Linked DNA regions of Homo sapiens: region 2 is linked to region 1. A link is a contact called in ENCODE Hi-C data. All regions are on one chromosome and are shown on one strand. The core of a region is the stretch at or near the end of the contact, and the rest is flanking DNA. Distances in the headings are between cores, read along the strand shown.

Region 1 (7,102 bases), core at 4,547-7,046:
TAAAAGACATGGGATGTACAAGACCAAGAAATAGGAGATGTTCTTAATAAATGAGAAAACAGGAAGGTACAGAAAAGAGAAAAAGGAAGCGTAGGGAAACCCACATGAGAGTGGGCGATTTGAGTCCTCCCACTGGGGATGACTTCCTGCTTGTCAGCCCCCCATGGGAGTCATGCTGGACCCTCTCTTCAGGGCTCTGCCCTGTCTTGGAGCTTTCTGTTTGATGTCGGTGGGGGGCATGATGCCCTGGGCAGGGGCAGGGCTTTGCTGTTCTGGGACTTTAGCACCCAGCAGTCAAAGGCAGCAGGGGGCCTGGGCTGCCCTGATAGAGGCTTCCTCTTATGGGTATGTACGGGTAGTCGGGAGAAAGCCTGTTGGGAAGAGAATGCAGGCGTCGTCCAGAGGCACCATGTCAGTGACAGAAGGAAGCATTAGAGGTGCATATTTATTGATTTATTTTTTATTGTGGTAAAATATTTATAAATTTTTTATAATAATTTATAATATTTATAAATTATATATATTTATATATATAAATAAATTTATAATATTTATAAATATTATAAAATTTACCATCTCAACCATTTTTTAAGTGTACAGCCTACAGCATTAAGCACATTCACACTGTCATCCAGCCATCACCACCATCCATCTCCAGATTTCTTTTCCTCTTCCCAAACCAAAACTCCGTCCCCATCAAAAACTCCGAATTCCCCTTCTCCAGCCCTGCACCCACCATTCTCCTTTCTGTCTCTGAGTGTGCCTACTATAGGGACCCATGTAGGTGGAATCATGCGGTATTTATAGTCACATCGTGACTGGCTTATTTCACTTAGCATAATGCCTCAGGGTTCATCCATATTGTAGCATGGGTCAGAATTTCCTTCCTTTTTAGGCTGATACTCCATTGTGTGGGTGGACCACATTTTGTTTGTGCCTTCATCCATCAATGGGCACTTGGCTCGTCTCCACCTTTTGGCTGTTGTGAATTATGCTGCTGTGAACATGGGTGTGCAGATAGCTCTTCAAGATTCTGCTTTCAGTTTTTGTTTGTTTGTTTGTTTGTTTGCATATACCCAGTACAATTACTAGGCCAGATGGTAATTCCCATCATTTTTTTAGGAACCACCTTACCATTTCCACCGCAGCTGCACCCATTTTACATTTTCACCGACAGTCCACAAGGTCTCCACTTTCTCCACATCCTCACTGACACTTGTTACTTTCTGTGTTTTGTTAATAGCCATTTTAACGGGTGTGAAATGGTTAGAAGTTCACATTTATTCTGAGAGGACTGTGTCCATTTCCCTGCTGTTTTCCTTAGGAAGATGTCCAGATGCTGCCTACCTGTCAACCCCTAAGACCCCTTTTTTACCCGCTCCTGTCTGAAGACCACGACCATGACATAATCACTCCTCTGGGCAGTCAAAGATGTTCCGCCCCCAGTGGGAGCATGAGTGGAGCTTTGAGCTCTGGCAGGTTGGTGCTACTGGCAGAAGCGCTGCTCTGGCACACAGGAAACGTCTGGTCCTCCCAGCAACCATGTGCGGTAGAAAGGGCAAGCTCACTGTCCCTAGTTGGTAGGTGAGGACACAGATGCTCCTTGACTTAGGATGAGGTTGGATCCCCATAAACCCATTGGAAGCTGAAAATAGGATATCCTAAGTTGAGAATGCATTTAATATACCTAACCTGCCGAACCTAACCGGACCTCATGTAGGTGGAATCATACGGTATTTATGGTCATTTTGTGACTGGCTTATTTCACTTAGCATAAAGTCCTCAAGGTTCACTCCTGTTGTATGTAGCATGGGTCATAGCTTAGCTGAGCCTCCCTTAAACGTGCTGAGAACACATTAGCCTACAGTTGGGTAAAGCTGTCTAACACAAAGCCTATAATGAAGTATTGAATATCTCATGTAGTTTATTGAATACCGAAAATGAAAAAGAGAATGGTTGTATGGGTACTTGAGGCACAGTTTCTCCCAAGTGCATATTGCTTTTGCATCATCATAAAGTTGAAAAATCTTGAATCAAACCACTGGACTTTGGGGACTGTCTGTACTGAGGCTCAGGAAGGTAAAGTGACTTGTCCAGGTGGCCCAGCCAGGAAGTGGCACAGGCAAGGTTCAACCTCCATCCATTGTGCTGTGCTGAAATTCAGCCTCAGATTCCTCTGTGGGTAAGGGTCTGAACCTGCACTAGGAGGAAATGGGGTGCCCTTGCTCATTGGAGCCGCTCCCTGGACAGAGTGAAGGGGGTGCAAACTAATGAGATGGGCGTGCCTTATTAAAAATGGCTTGGCAAGGGAGGGGTTGAGCCTCATTGGAAAGTAGATTTGCACGGCTTTGGTGAGCTCTTAGCTCGGGAGGAAGAGTGAAGCCAGAGGAACTTTGCCTGCAGGAATCATTTGACTGTTCCATGTGCAGGTGTCTTGATTCTGTGATAGCTTATTAGCTTATTATAGTTGGCTTCTCTGCAGCCTTCCTTTGGGTTCACTGCCCCCTCCTGGACACTTCCCTCCCCCACATGGTGTTAACAGCAGATCAGAGCCTCAGCAGGTGTTCGCTTGGTGGTGGTAGTAAACGTGAGTGTGCCTGCGCACAGCGGCCTTTACCCCATCCTGATAGTCTGCAGCTGGAGCTCTCACAGGCTCTGGACAGCAGAGGAGAAGAAAACCTATGAAGGGGAGGAGTGGTGGAGGCAAGGCACAAAGGCTGCAGATTAGGGTTTGTAAGTGGACACATCCCCCAAAAGACAGGCAGTCCACGTTCAAGGCTGTTTGCCTAGCACAGCTTCTCTGGGCCCCCTAGGAGCTCGGCCTGCTCCAGGGTGGCTGAACCTGAGGAGGGAGCCTGCAGGGCTGCGCTCTCCACTGTCCCGCATTCCCGCAGTGGGGCTGTGGACTGAGTTACCTTTGTGTCCTGTGTTGGTTCCACAGGGATTGTGTGCACACTCTGCATTCCAGGGACACGTGGCTGAAGAAAGCAAGAGTGGTGAGGCTTGGAGAAGTACCCTACAAGGTAACTGGAGCTGGGGGGTCCCTGTGGGGAGTGGTGACACAGGCCTGTAGCTGAGCGGGAGAGCTGGGGGCAGAGAAGTGATGATGAGCCTCCCAGTCCTGCCCAGGATCCTGATCAGAAATGTCTCACTTTCCCGGCTTGAGCAGGATTCAAGGAGGAGAGAAACATTTAAATTGTCTTATTAATAAGACATTTGTAAGAAATGGATCTTCCAAAACACAAAAGAAATCTAGGCCAAAAAGTAGGCCTCAGACTCCTGTTGTGAATTCAAAGGTTCTACAGGTTGGAATTGAGTTACTGGGTCCTGGGAGGTCAGAGCCCTGCTTTATAGCAGCACGTTCTCCAGTCAGATTGCCCTTCTGTTTGGCAGTTCACTGAGCATTTTGCATGTATGTGATCTCTGTTGCCTCAAAAGCCATAGGAATTGGCATTATGATGCCCATTTTACAGATGAGAAAACTGAAGCTCAGGGCAAGTGACTTGTCCAAGTCCCCACAGTTAGTAAAATGGCAGAGCAGAGCCCAGGTGAGAATCCCAGGCTCTGCCTTAAAGCCAGTGCTCCTTTCACACTGTGCTGCGGCACTGTTAGGCTGGTTGCTCTTGAGGAACACGAACCGAGCGAGGTCCCACAGAGACTATTCACAGGACACACAGCTCCGTACGACCGGAAGTGTACAGTGGCTGATCACAGAGACCATTTACTTCTCATCAGACCCCAGGAGTCCTTGGGGGTTGCAAGACTCCGGGAAGCTGAGTGGGGAGTGGAGGGGCCTCCGCTTAGTGGGAAAGGCTGCAGGCGCTGGTCACAGTCACTGCCAGCAGCAGGCTGGAGTGGGCGATGCCCCCTGCCTGGGCCTGCAGGGTTGCTGAGGATTTTCTCTGCACCATCTCACCTGTCTTTTGTGCTGGAACCAGCATAGCAGTGTTCAGTTGAAATGTAACGTGAGCCACACATTTAAATTTTTTAGTAGCTACATTAAAAACCAAAAACAGGTGGAATTTTAACATTAAAATATATCCAGATATATCTAAAATACTATTTCAGCAGTAAGAAATATTTTAAAGTGTTGATGAGATATTTAAATCCATTTTGTTCCTAAGTCTCTCTAATCTTCTGTGTATTTGACTTTCTGTACCTTAGTTCAGACCAGCCACGTTTCAGGTGTGCAGTGGCCACACGTGACTGGTGGCTGTCATGGTAGCACAGTTCTGGAATCCCAAATCTCTCAAATTCACCCCTTGTTCTGATCCCCACCACCCCAGCTCCTGCCTCAGTATCTTTTGCTTGGGCAACAGCCACAGCCTCCTTCCCAGCCTGAATCCATTCCCCTGTCAGTCACTAGGCTCTTTCTGTGCATCTTGGCCATCCTTGTCCCACCTTGGCCAGCGCCTTTAGTCTGAGTCCCGCACCCTCCCCATGGTGCACAGTGATGTTCTGGTGCTCACTGCCTCTGCATTCCAGAGGACTTAGGCCCCAGGTCCCAGTGTTCTCCCACCTCTGTGCCCTGTGGGGTCCAGCCCTGTTCTCTTGGGCAACCCCTTGCCCCTTTAAGCCTCTGCTCAGGCGGGACCTGTTTTGAGCAGCCTTTCTTGCCTCCACTGTCCTCAGGGCTGGGCAATGGCTTGCCTCTGAGCTCCTGTTCCACCCTGTACTCATCACGCTGAGTCGTAGCTCTGTCTCTTCCCCTGCAGGAGCCTGAGCTCCTAAGAGCAAAGACTGTCCTCGCTCCATCCCTCCTTCATGACTGGGTCATGGCCTGGTCTCCAGGAGATCCCAGTGGAAGTTTACTGAACAGTGTGCTGGGTGAATGGCTTCTCAGAAAGGGACGGTTGTCAGAACTCAGAGTCCCTCTGTCCCTGAAGTGGTGACAGAGAGGGTGCGCCCAGAGATCATGGCAGGAATGGACATGAGAGCTCGCAGGCCACCCCCAACCTGGGGAATGGCTTTTCACATTTTTAAAGGGTTATAAGAATGAGAAGAATAAAGAATATGTGATGGAGGCCACGCATGACCCTTTACAGAACAAGCTTGTGGGCCCCTGCACTAGAGGAAGTCTGTATGCTGAGGCCCAGGGGCCAGCCCTCAGCCGCACGCCCATGCCTGACTCCTCTAAGAGTTACGTGACTCTGTCCTTGCCTGTCCTGCGCCCCTCTCACCACTTCACTCCCCAGGGAAGATCTTGGCCTTGGCCACTGCACGCTGTTGGGGAGCACACTGGGAGTCCTGAACTGTCAGTGCTTTCTAGGGCGTGTGAGCAGACATAGGTTATATGTTGAGACACAGGCTCTACTGATGGACAGTTACCTGAATTGTAAATCCTGGTTCTTGTCACTTACCAGCCATCAGCTCTTAAGTGACTTTGTCTCTCAGTCTCAGTCACTGCTATCAGTGATGACAGCACAGAATATAGGCTAGTGGATGAAAGTGTGGGCTCTGGCCCTTACGAGCTGTGTGACTTTAGGCAAATCATTTACCCCGTCTGTGGTGTTCATCTGTAAAATGGAAACAATAATAAGACCTACCTTGTGGGTTTGTTGAAAAAATTAAATAATAACATATAAAGCACTGAAGATAGGCTGGGCGCAGTGGCTCATGCCTGTAATTCCAGCACTTTCGGAGGCCAAGGCAGGTGGATCATTTGAGGTCAGAAGTTTGAGACCAGCCAGGCCAATATGGTGACACCCCATCTCTACCAAAAATATAAAAATTAGCTGGGCATGGTGGCGGGTACCTGTAGTCCCAGCTACTCAGGAGACAGGCACGAGAATCACTTGAATCCGGGAGGTGGAGGTTGTAGTGAGCTGAGATCACACCAGGGCACTCCAGCCTGGGCAACAGAGTGAGACTCCGTCTCAGGGGGATAAAAAAACAAAAAACACCGAGAATAGTGTCTGGGACAGAGAATGTTCCATAAATGTTAGCTAGTGCTTGTAGTAAGAAAAGGGGAGCAGCCGGGCACGGTGGCTCACGCCTGTAATCCCAGCCCTTTGGGAGGTTGAGGCGAGTGCATCACCTGAGGTCAGGAGTTCGAGACCAGCCTGGCCAACATGGTGAAACCCCCGTCTCTACTAAAAATACAAAAATTAGCCGGGCGTGGTGGCAGGCACCTGTAATCCCAGCTACTCAGGAGGCTGAGGCAGGAGAATTGCTTAAACCCAGGAGGCAGAGGTTGCAGCGAGCCAAGATTGCACCACTGTACTCCAGCCTGGGCGACAGAGCGAGACTCTGTCTCAAAAAAAAAAAAGGGAGAAAAAGCACCCCAGCTGGTAGGTGTGTTCTGAGGGTTCACCAGGTACCAGGCATGCGGCACTGAGCATGGTGCCTGGCCCGGTGCTGAGGAACTGGATGCCTTTGTTGTAAACGGTGGCCGTGTCCTCTGGTGCAGATGGTGAAAGGCTTTTCTAACCGTGCTCGGAAAGCCCGACTTGCTGAGCCCCAGCTGCGGGAAGAAAATGACCTGGGCCTGTTTGGCTACTGGCAGACAGAGGAGTATCAGCCCCCAGTGGCCGTGGACGGGAAGGTAAGGGCAGCATCAGAAGGGCTCAGGACCAGGCCGCCTTGTTCCCCTGCTGGCCAAATGCTGACTTGCTCACCCGACACAGGTGCCCCGGAACGAGTTTGGGAATGTGTACCTCTTCCTGCCCAGCATGATGCCTATTGGCTGTGTCCAGCTGAACCTGCCCAATCTACACCGCGTGGCCCGCAAGCTGGACATCGACTGTGTCCAGGCCATCACTGGCTTTGATTTCCATGGCGGCTACTCCCATCCCGTGTGCGTGAGGGGCCTTCGATGGAGGCTAAACACAGGGATGGGGAGGGGTGGCTCCAGAGATGGGGATGGAAAGCTGGCATGGGGCTGCTGGGAGTTGAGGCCTGGTGGCTCCAATTTTCAGGATGTTACACTGGATTTGCAAAGTCAGTGCTTTACCAATTCTGGCTTCCCTCCAGAGGGAACGGAGCCAATGAAACTGGCATCGTAATGCTGGATTAAAACGTTCTTCCCAGGTTTAGGGACTCACAGGCTAGTGAGCAAAAAACAGTCAGCATCTTTCCCCGGCAGCTGCCTGGTTAGTGAGCT
Region 2 (7,102 bases), core at 2,258-4,757, 950 kb before region 1:
CCTCGTTTTCTCTTCCTTCTTCATTCCCTGCTTCCTTCCTGACAGGGCCACAGCAACTGCCACCTGCTTCCCTCAGACACTGCCCAGCCCAGCACACCCTCCCTCCATCCTCCAGGCAAGGCTCTGCCAGGCTGTCTGTCATCACCCTCATTTCTCTGTGCCAGCAGACAGGGTGTGCCAACCTCAATGCCCTCAACCCGCTGGCTCAGACCACAGCAGCTGGCAGAGGCCTGGGAGCTGGGGCCAGGCCAGCCTGGAGGGCAGTTGGCCCTTCGGGAAGTTACATGATGTGCCCAGACCTTCCCCAATGACGTTTATGTTATCCATATCATAATTTATTTTCTTGCCCAAGGATTTTAATGTGGTGCCAAGATGTCTTGTGCTGCTTGGGATAAACTTAGACAAATAAGGGCCAAGAGAAAGTGAGAGAGTGAGATAGAGAGAGGGATAGAGAGACAGAAAGATAGAGAACCCTAAGGCAGGGGGCAAGGGTGAAGAGACCCAGCTGTCCACGATTCTCTCACTAGAAGTGGCTGCCTACAGTTTTGGGAACAAGGAGGAGTGGCTTGATATCATCCCTCTATGTGTGAATGAACTTTTCTGTGAGTTTCTCAAAGGACTCATGTTCTTCTCCATAACTATGCCTTTGCATATGCTGTTCCCCTGGCCTGGAAGGCCCTTCCCAATCGTTTCTACCCAAGGACCATGCTCACGTGCTGCCCGCTTCTGGGAAACCTTTCGTGAATTCCTGCAGGGGACTCTGCTGGTCTCTCCTCTCACACCAGAGCATCTGTGTGCACGTGCACATTTCTGTTTTGAACTAATTGGCTTACATCCCCTCTCTATGCCCAGTACAGGAGTGGTGCCTGGAGGAAGCTGAGGAGGTACAGGAAGTCTATCAGCACTTCACAGAGGAAGGAAAAGTGGGGATTGTGAAAGCCTCAAGGCAAGGTGACTCTGGGTTCAAGGCTCACCAGCTGGTGACCCTGGGCAAGTCACCTAACCTCTCTGTGCCTCAGCTTCCCTTCTATAGAATGGGAATATTATTACATTTTGTATAGTTTGTACATCATTGGGTTGTGTGAGAATGAAATGAGTTAAGATATGGAAAGCACATAGAACAGTGTCTGGCATGTGCAAATCCCTCAGTAAATATTAGTCATTTTTATTATTATCAAACTGGAAATAGTCATAGAGTTGCCTAAAGGATTAAAGAAAGTACTTTTGATGAAGTGTGAAGCATATAGGAAGGTCTTTGTCATTATCATTAACAGTATCGGCCAGGCGCGGTGGCTCACGCCTGTAATCCGAGCACTTTGGGAGGCCGAGGCGGATGGATCACGAGGTCAGGAGATTGAGACCATCCTGGCTAACACAGTGAAACCCTGTCCCTACTAAAAATACAAAAAATTAGCCGGGCGTGGTGGCGGGTGCCTGTAGTCCCAGCTACTCGGGAGGCTGAGGCAGGAGAATGGCATAAACCTGGGAGGCGGAGCTTGCAGTGAGCTGAGATCACGCCACTGCACTCCAGCCTGGGGGACAGAGTGAGACTCTGCCTCAAAAAAAAAAAAAAAAAAAAAAGAAAAAAGAAAAAAAAGAAACAATATCAAGAGCAGTGCCCAATCCACTGTGATTTCCAGAATTAACTTACAAGTTGAGGCCACATAGCTATTGCTTTTTTGAGCAAATGAAATGATGAATATGATATTTTTTTCTTTTCTTTTCTTTCTTTTTTTTTTTTTTTTTTGAGGTGGAGTTTCACTTTGTTGCCCAGGCTGGAGTGCAGTGGGACAATCTTGGCTCCCTGCAAACTCTGCCTCCTGGGTTCAAGCAATTCTTCTGCCTCAACCTCCTGAGTAGCTGGGATTACAGGCGAGCGACACCACACTCGACTAATGTTTTATATGTTTGGTAGAGACAGAGTTTCACCATGTTGGCCAGGCTGGTCTTGAACTCCTGACCTCAAGTTATCTGCCCACCTCGGCCTCCCAAAGTGCTGGGATTACAGGCGTGAGCCACCGCGCCCGACCAAATATGTTTTTTGTAAATGATAAAATGACAAGCAAAAATCATGATGGTTTAATAAACGTTCATTGCCCTACCCAAAACATAGTCCTGCCTGTAAGTGTGGCTCGTTTTGGGACCTCGGTGGCTTCAGACTTTCAAAAGGGTGGTTTTACTCCCAAAGTCCTGGCTTTTGGGACCTAAGGCAGAAGCTAGTGATGGAGACGGGGAGCTTGGCATGTTGCTTTGCTTCTGACAGGTTAGGAAGCCTCTTCCTTGTCTCCATCAGTAAACAAAGGGAAGTCATTATTCGCTCCTGCAGATGTTGTAACGTTAAAAAAAAATTGGCCATCAGATTGAGAGAAAAGGCTAAGTCACTGGAGCCAATTTCTTTTGTACAGATGAGAGAACTCAGGCGAAGAAAGGGGAAAGGACCTGCTCAAAGCCACAAAGTAACGTACAGCCAGGGCTAGAACCCAGATCTCTAGACCCCTAGTTCACTGCCCTTTCACTGGTGATTGCTTTCCAAAAACTCAATGCTCTCCAAGTCCGGAGCCCCATGTCCTTAAATGGAAGGTGATGGAGGCTCAGTGCTCCTGTCCAGAGACCAGGTGGGGAAGACTTTTTGGAGGCAGGGAAAGTGAGATGGGCAAAGCCAATATGCAGGACACCCTCCTACCTACCTACCTACCGTGCAATTACCTCAATCTTCACAACACTGTGAAGCGGAGACTATCATTATCATCCCCATTTTACTTCTGTAAAAGGGGGCCAGTAACACTGCAGGGATGTAAACGGAGGCCCAGGATCGTCCCATCGTCCCATCGTTCTCTGCAGCTCTTGCTCCTAGAGGCTGGCTATTGCTAAGGTCCAGAACGTGTGCAGGGCACAAAGCAAATAGGTCTCCGGGACTGGGATGAGGTTTTGCCTCTCTATACCCCGTGGTACCCAGCACAGCGTAGGCACGGGGTAGGTCCTGGCTGATCAATCGTCCTGCCTTTTGAAAATGCCATCTTTTCCACAGGCTTGGCCATGCTGTACACCCCGGGATACACCTTCTCATACCAAGTCTCCACTCTCATGTGGTTCTATTCTTGGACTTTCCATCGCCTCCACGTCCCCTGAATATTTTTTCTGTCTCTAGCTCTCAGGAACTTTGATTCCTTGGCTGCCTTATTCTTTGTGCACTTTGGTCAAGAGCCAAAGATCTACTGGTCTCAGCTTTCCCACCTGTACAAGGCGGTGCAGAGCCATTGGCTGGCTTTGACGCGCTATTAGTTCGAATTCGGGACGTAAGAACCGCACAAAATTACCGAGCCCCACTTTCTCTCCGCTCCCCACCATCCCCTCCCTCGTTCGGAAAGCGCCTGCGCAGAAGCCGCCGGCCCGCCCTCCACTATTCGAATCCGTATCCGCCCTTTTCGCGCCCTCGAAGACTCGGCGCTCGACAGGCGTCTACCAGCTTGTCTTCCGGTTTCGTCGCCGCCGCAGGCGCACCTGCCGAGTTCCGAGCGACCGATGGAGATGGCGGCTGCGGCTGAGTGACGGACGGTGGAGGCCCAGAGCCCGGGCCTGAAGGGGGGGACAAACCTGGGTGCCCGCAGGAGCCCGGCAGGGTACATACAGAGGGTCAGGCCCAGTCTGGGGGGCGGGGACACGACTCCTCCAGAACGGAGACGGGCGGGCCGTGTGTGGTTGTGGTGGGTGTGACGTGAGAGGTGGGAGATGGGGCTTTCAGGCCGTGCGTTTCGCTTGTGTGTGCCTTTGATGATTGGGCTCTGTGTGGTTGTGCGGTTACGCGGGGCGTATACACTTGGGTTTGGTTGTGCAGCTGTGGGTGGAGTGGGTGGGTGCTTGTCTCCCGAGCGGTTGTGTTTGATTCTCTGGTTGTGTAAAGCTGAAGCGTTTGTATTCTGAGTTCGTGTGGAGATGTTCGGAGTGTTTTGTGTGGTGTCTGTGCGATGTGTGACGTTGTCATGTCTGCTTCACGGGATTGAGTCGTTCGTGTTGTGTGTGGTCATGCGATGTGTGTATAATCATGTTAGTTATGTGGGTTGTGGTTGCGATCGTGAGGCCGGGTTGAGTGCGGCTGTGGGATGTGTCGTCGATGCGGCATGTGGCGGGGTGACATTCATGCTGGATGTACGGCTGCAGAACATGTAGCTATATTTATTTTTTTTATTTTTATTTTTTTTACTTTTTACGTGATTTAGAGTGCGAGGGGCTTGCTTATGTGTTCAGTTATGGTTGTGGGGTCCAATTCGGTGGTTGTGTTAGATTTCTTTATGGTGTATGCTTAGTTATATGATTTTGGAGTTCATTCATTTCTTCGTTCATTCATGGAGCTTTATTGTGCTGCTTCATTGTGTGTGCCAGGTACTGTGCTAAACCCTGGGGAGACGGCGAAGTGGAAAACATATAGAGTCTGTGCCCTCCCAGATTTTACAGTCTTACTTGGTCACTTCACGTATGTACCTGCGGTTATAAATTGAGATGAGTGCTGTGAAGGAGAAGTCCATTCTGATGCTCTGAGTAAGAGGCATTTCTTTTGAGGAAGTGAGGTTTGGGTTTGGGCTGAGGCGTGAAGGGTGGTTGTGTGGCATGGATGTGGTGGGCTTTGTGTTATTTGTGGTCGTTAGGGGTGAGTGCATGGGAAGAAAGGGAGCTGTCAGAGTCAGCATCAGATGAACCACTGGCTGGGGAGGGAACAGGCCAGACCTAGGGCTGCTATATTCCAGTGGAAAAGTTATGAAGTCACTGGGTTTCTTAACTAGAGGGAAAAAATAGGGACCTGGTGTCTCATTTGTTTATTTTCTGAGTTGCTGCCACCCTTCAGCTTTGAGGACCAGGCAGTCCCTCCTCGGTGGTCTTCTACAGTCCATCCAAAGCTGAGGGTCACACATCTCCCCTCACTATATACTGTGGCTTGTATCCCCAGGTTCTTGGGGAGAAATTTCTCTGCTTTTGTGGAATGGTTTTGTCTCAATTTCTCTTGTGACTGGGTGTCTTGATGAGGTGACATTGGAAGTGACTTTGCCATGAGCCAGTAAGAAAGAGAATGTAACTTATTAAGCCCTGAAGTGTTTAGGCCCCAAATCAATTTATTTATTTATTTATTTATTTATTTACTTTTTTGAGATGGAGTTTCGCTCTTGTTGCCCAGGCTGGAGTGCAATGGCATGATCTCGGCTCACTGCAACTTCCGCCTCCTGGGTTCAAGCAGTTCTCCTGCCTCAGTACCCCCACTAGCTGGGATTACAGGCGCCTACCACCACACCCGGCAAATTTTTGTATTTTTAGTAGAGATAGGGTTTCACCATATTGGCCAGGCTGGTCTCGAACTCCTGACCTCAGGTGATCCGCCTGCCTTGGCCTCCCAAAGTGCTGGGATTACAGGCTTGAGCCACCATGCCTGGCCAGCCTTTTATTTTTGAAGCAGTGAGAACATCAGGTTTGCTACTTAACTGTCACTTAATGGCTTATAAGATCTGTCAGGGTGCAGTGGCTCACATCTGTAATCTCAGCAGTTTGGGGGGGCTCAGGCAGGAGGATTGCCTGAGGCCAGGAGTTAGAGACCTGCCTGGGAAACATAGCAAGAACCTGTCTCTATAAATAATTTAAAAACTAGCTGGGTGTGGTGGCATACTCCTGTAGTCCCAGCTTCTTAGGAGGCTGAGGCAGGAGGATCACTTGAACCGAGAAGGTCGAGGCTGTTGTGAGCAATTATAGCTCACTGGGTGACAGAGCAAGATGCTGTCTCTTAAAAAGGAAAATATAGTACGCCCATTAGAGATAAGTGCTCTACAAATATAAAATAGATTTTTTCTTTTTGACTAGTAGGTTTCTATTGTTTCTCTTTAACTGATGTTAGGATTTTTGATTTTTTGTATGTTTTTATGGCAGATACTATATCTTTTTCATCTTTGCATTTCTAACACAGGTGTCTTACAAGTATCAAGAACTTACTATATGTGGTTGAATAAACAATCAAGGTAAAGAGCATCAAGTAAAAACTTCTGCTTGTTGATAAGTACTTCAGACATTCCCCCAGTGGCTGAAGTGGCATATGAATTATGAAGTTGGATCATTTGGAATGAATGTAAGAGAATTGCCAAGGTATTGTTTGCTTATTTCAAGAATCTGTGCTTCCCACTTCATTGAGTTTTTGTTCTCCAGTGATGTTTTCACATTTTAGGTTTTGCAGCTTGCTTGGTCTAAGGATTTGAGAAAGAGTTTGTTTTCTCAAACTTGCACTGAATAAACATTAAGTACCCCATTGAACTGTGAAAAGAATGAAGAAAATCCTCAATTGCTACCAGTTTGCCTGAATTGGCTTTTTTCCCTTCTTCTTTTCTTTCTTAGGGCTCCTCCTACTCCAGAGAGGAAACCTCATCCAGGGCCATGAAGCCACTTCCTCACCATCTGTGTGCTGCTTAAGCTAATGCTGCGGGAACCATGGTTCCTTGGGAGGAATCAAGCTGACTCTTGGCATGAGATTCCTGCCTTCCTAGGGTTGAGAGCGGCACTGCCATGGCTTCTCTGGACGACCCAGGGGAAGTGAGGGAGGGCTTCCTCTGCCCTCTGTGCCTGAAGGATCTGCAGTCTTTCTATCAGCTTCACTCACATTACGAGGAAGAACACTCAGGGGAAGACCGTGATGTCAAAGGGCAAATTAAAAGTAAGAGGCGAGGACCTTGCCTATCCCCTGCTGTCGTTGAGAGCTTTAACTCACGGGATAGTTCTCATCAGCTTTGGTGTTGCCACAGGAATATGATAATAGTAGTAGCAAACAGATGACTAGTGTTTGTCATGTGCCAGGCGTTTTCAGAGTTTCCCTGTTTATTAATTTCATTTAATCCTCACAATAACTGTGTGGCTGTAAGCCACATTTCGAACCAGACACAGAGAGATTAGATAACTTGTCTGAAGCCACTCAGAGAAACAATCTGACTTTGAGTCTAGTAAATGTAATTGCTGTGATCTGGCTTGACTGTTCTTTAACCACCAGCCTAACAGGGTTTGGAGAGGAATTTCTTTCCTTTGCTATGATGATGGAGGCACATTATGCACCCATTTTACCTGTCACAAATTTAAGACT

The links. A loop is a pair of places that touch in the nucleus more often than their neighbours do. Pooled maps may share reads with other maps.
Region 2: a loop to region 1 is called in a map of CD4-positive, alpha-beta T cell, with 3 times the contacts of the local background. The contact joins the promoter of RBSN here to the promoter of XPC-AS1 in region 1. A Hi-C loop is called at or near these places in 2 of 168 maps with a recorded cell type or tissue (CD4-positive, alpha-beta T cell and natural killer cell) and 5 of 50 pooled maps.

The regions. Positions count from the first base shown.
Region 1 is chr3:14,148,256-14,155,357 of GRCh38, reverse strand. It overlaps XPC-AS1 (XPC antisense RNA 1), which reads right to left and starts at 5,796. Exons shown (of 2, transcript XR_001740603.2): 1 at 5,756-5,796; 2 at 1,907-5,516. XPC (XPC complex subunit, DNA damage recognition and repair factor) reads left to right here. Exons shown (of 16, transcript NM_004628.5): 11 at 2,942-3,023; 12 at 6,410-6,544; 13 at 6,627-6,796. RefSeq lists enhancers at 4,003-4,503, 6,121-6,805.
Region 2 is chr3:15,095,553-15,102,654 of GRCh38, reverse strand. RBSN (rabenosyn, RAB effector) reads left to right here and starts at 3,507. Exons shown (of 14, transcript NM_022340.4): 1 at 3,507-3,620; 2 at 4,381-4,536; 3 at 5,945-6,120; 4 at 6,367-6,682. The coding sequence starts at 6,535. RefSeq lists enhancers at 3,420-3,549, 3,438-4,302 and a silencer at 4,640-4,719.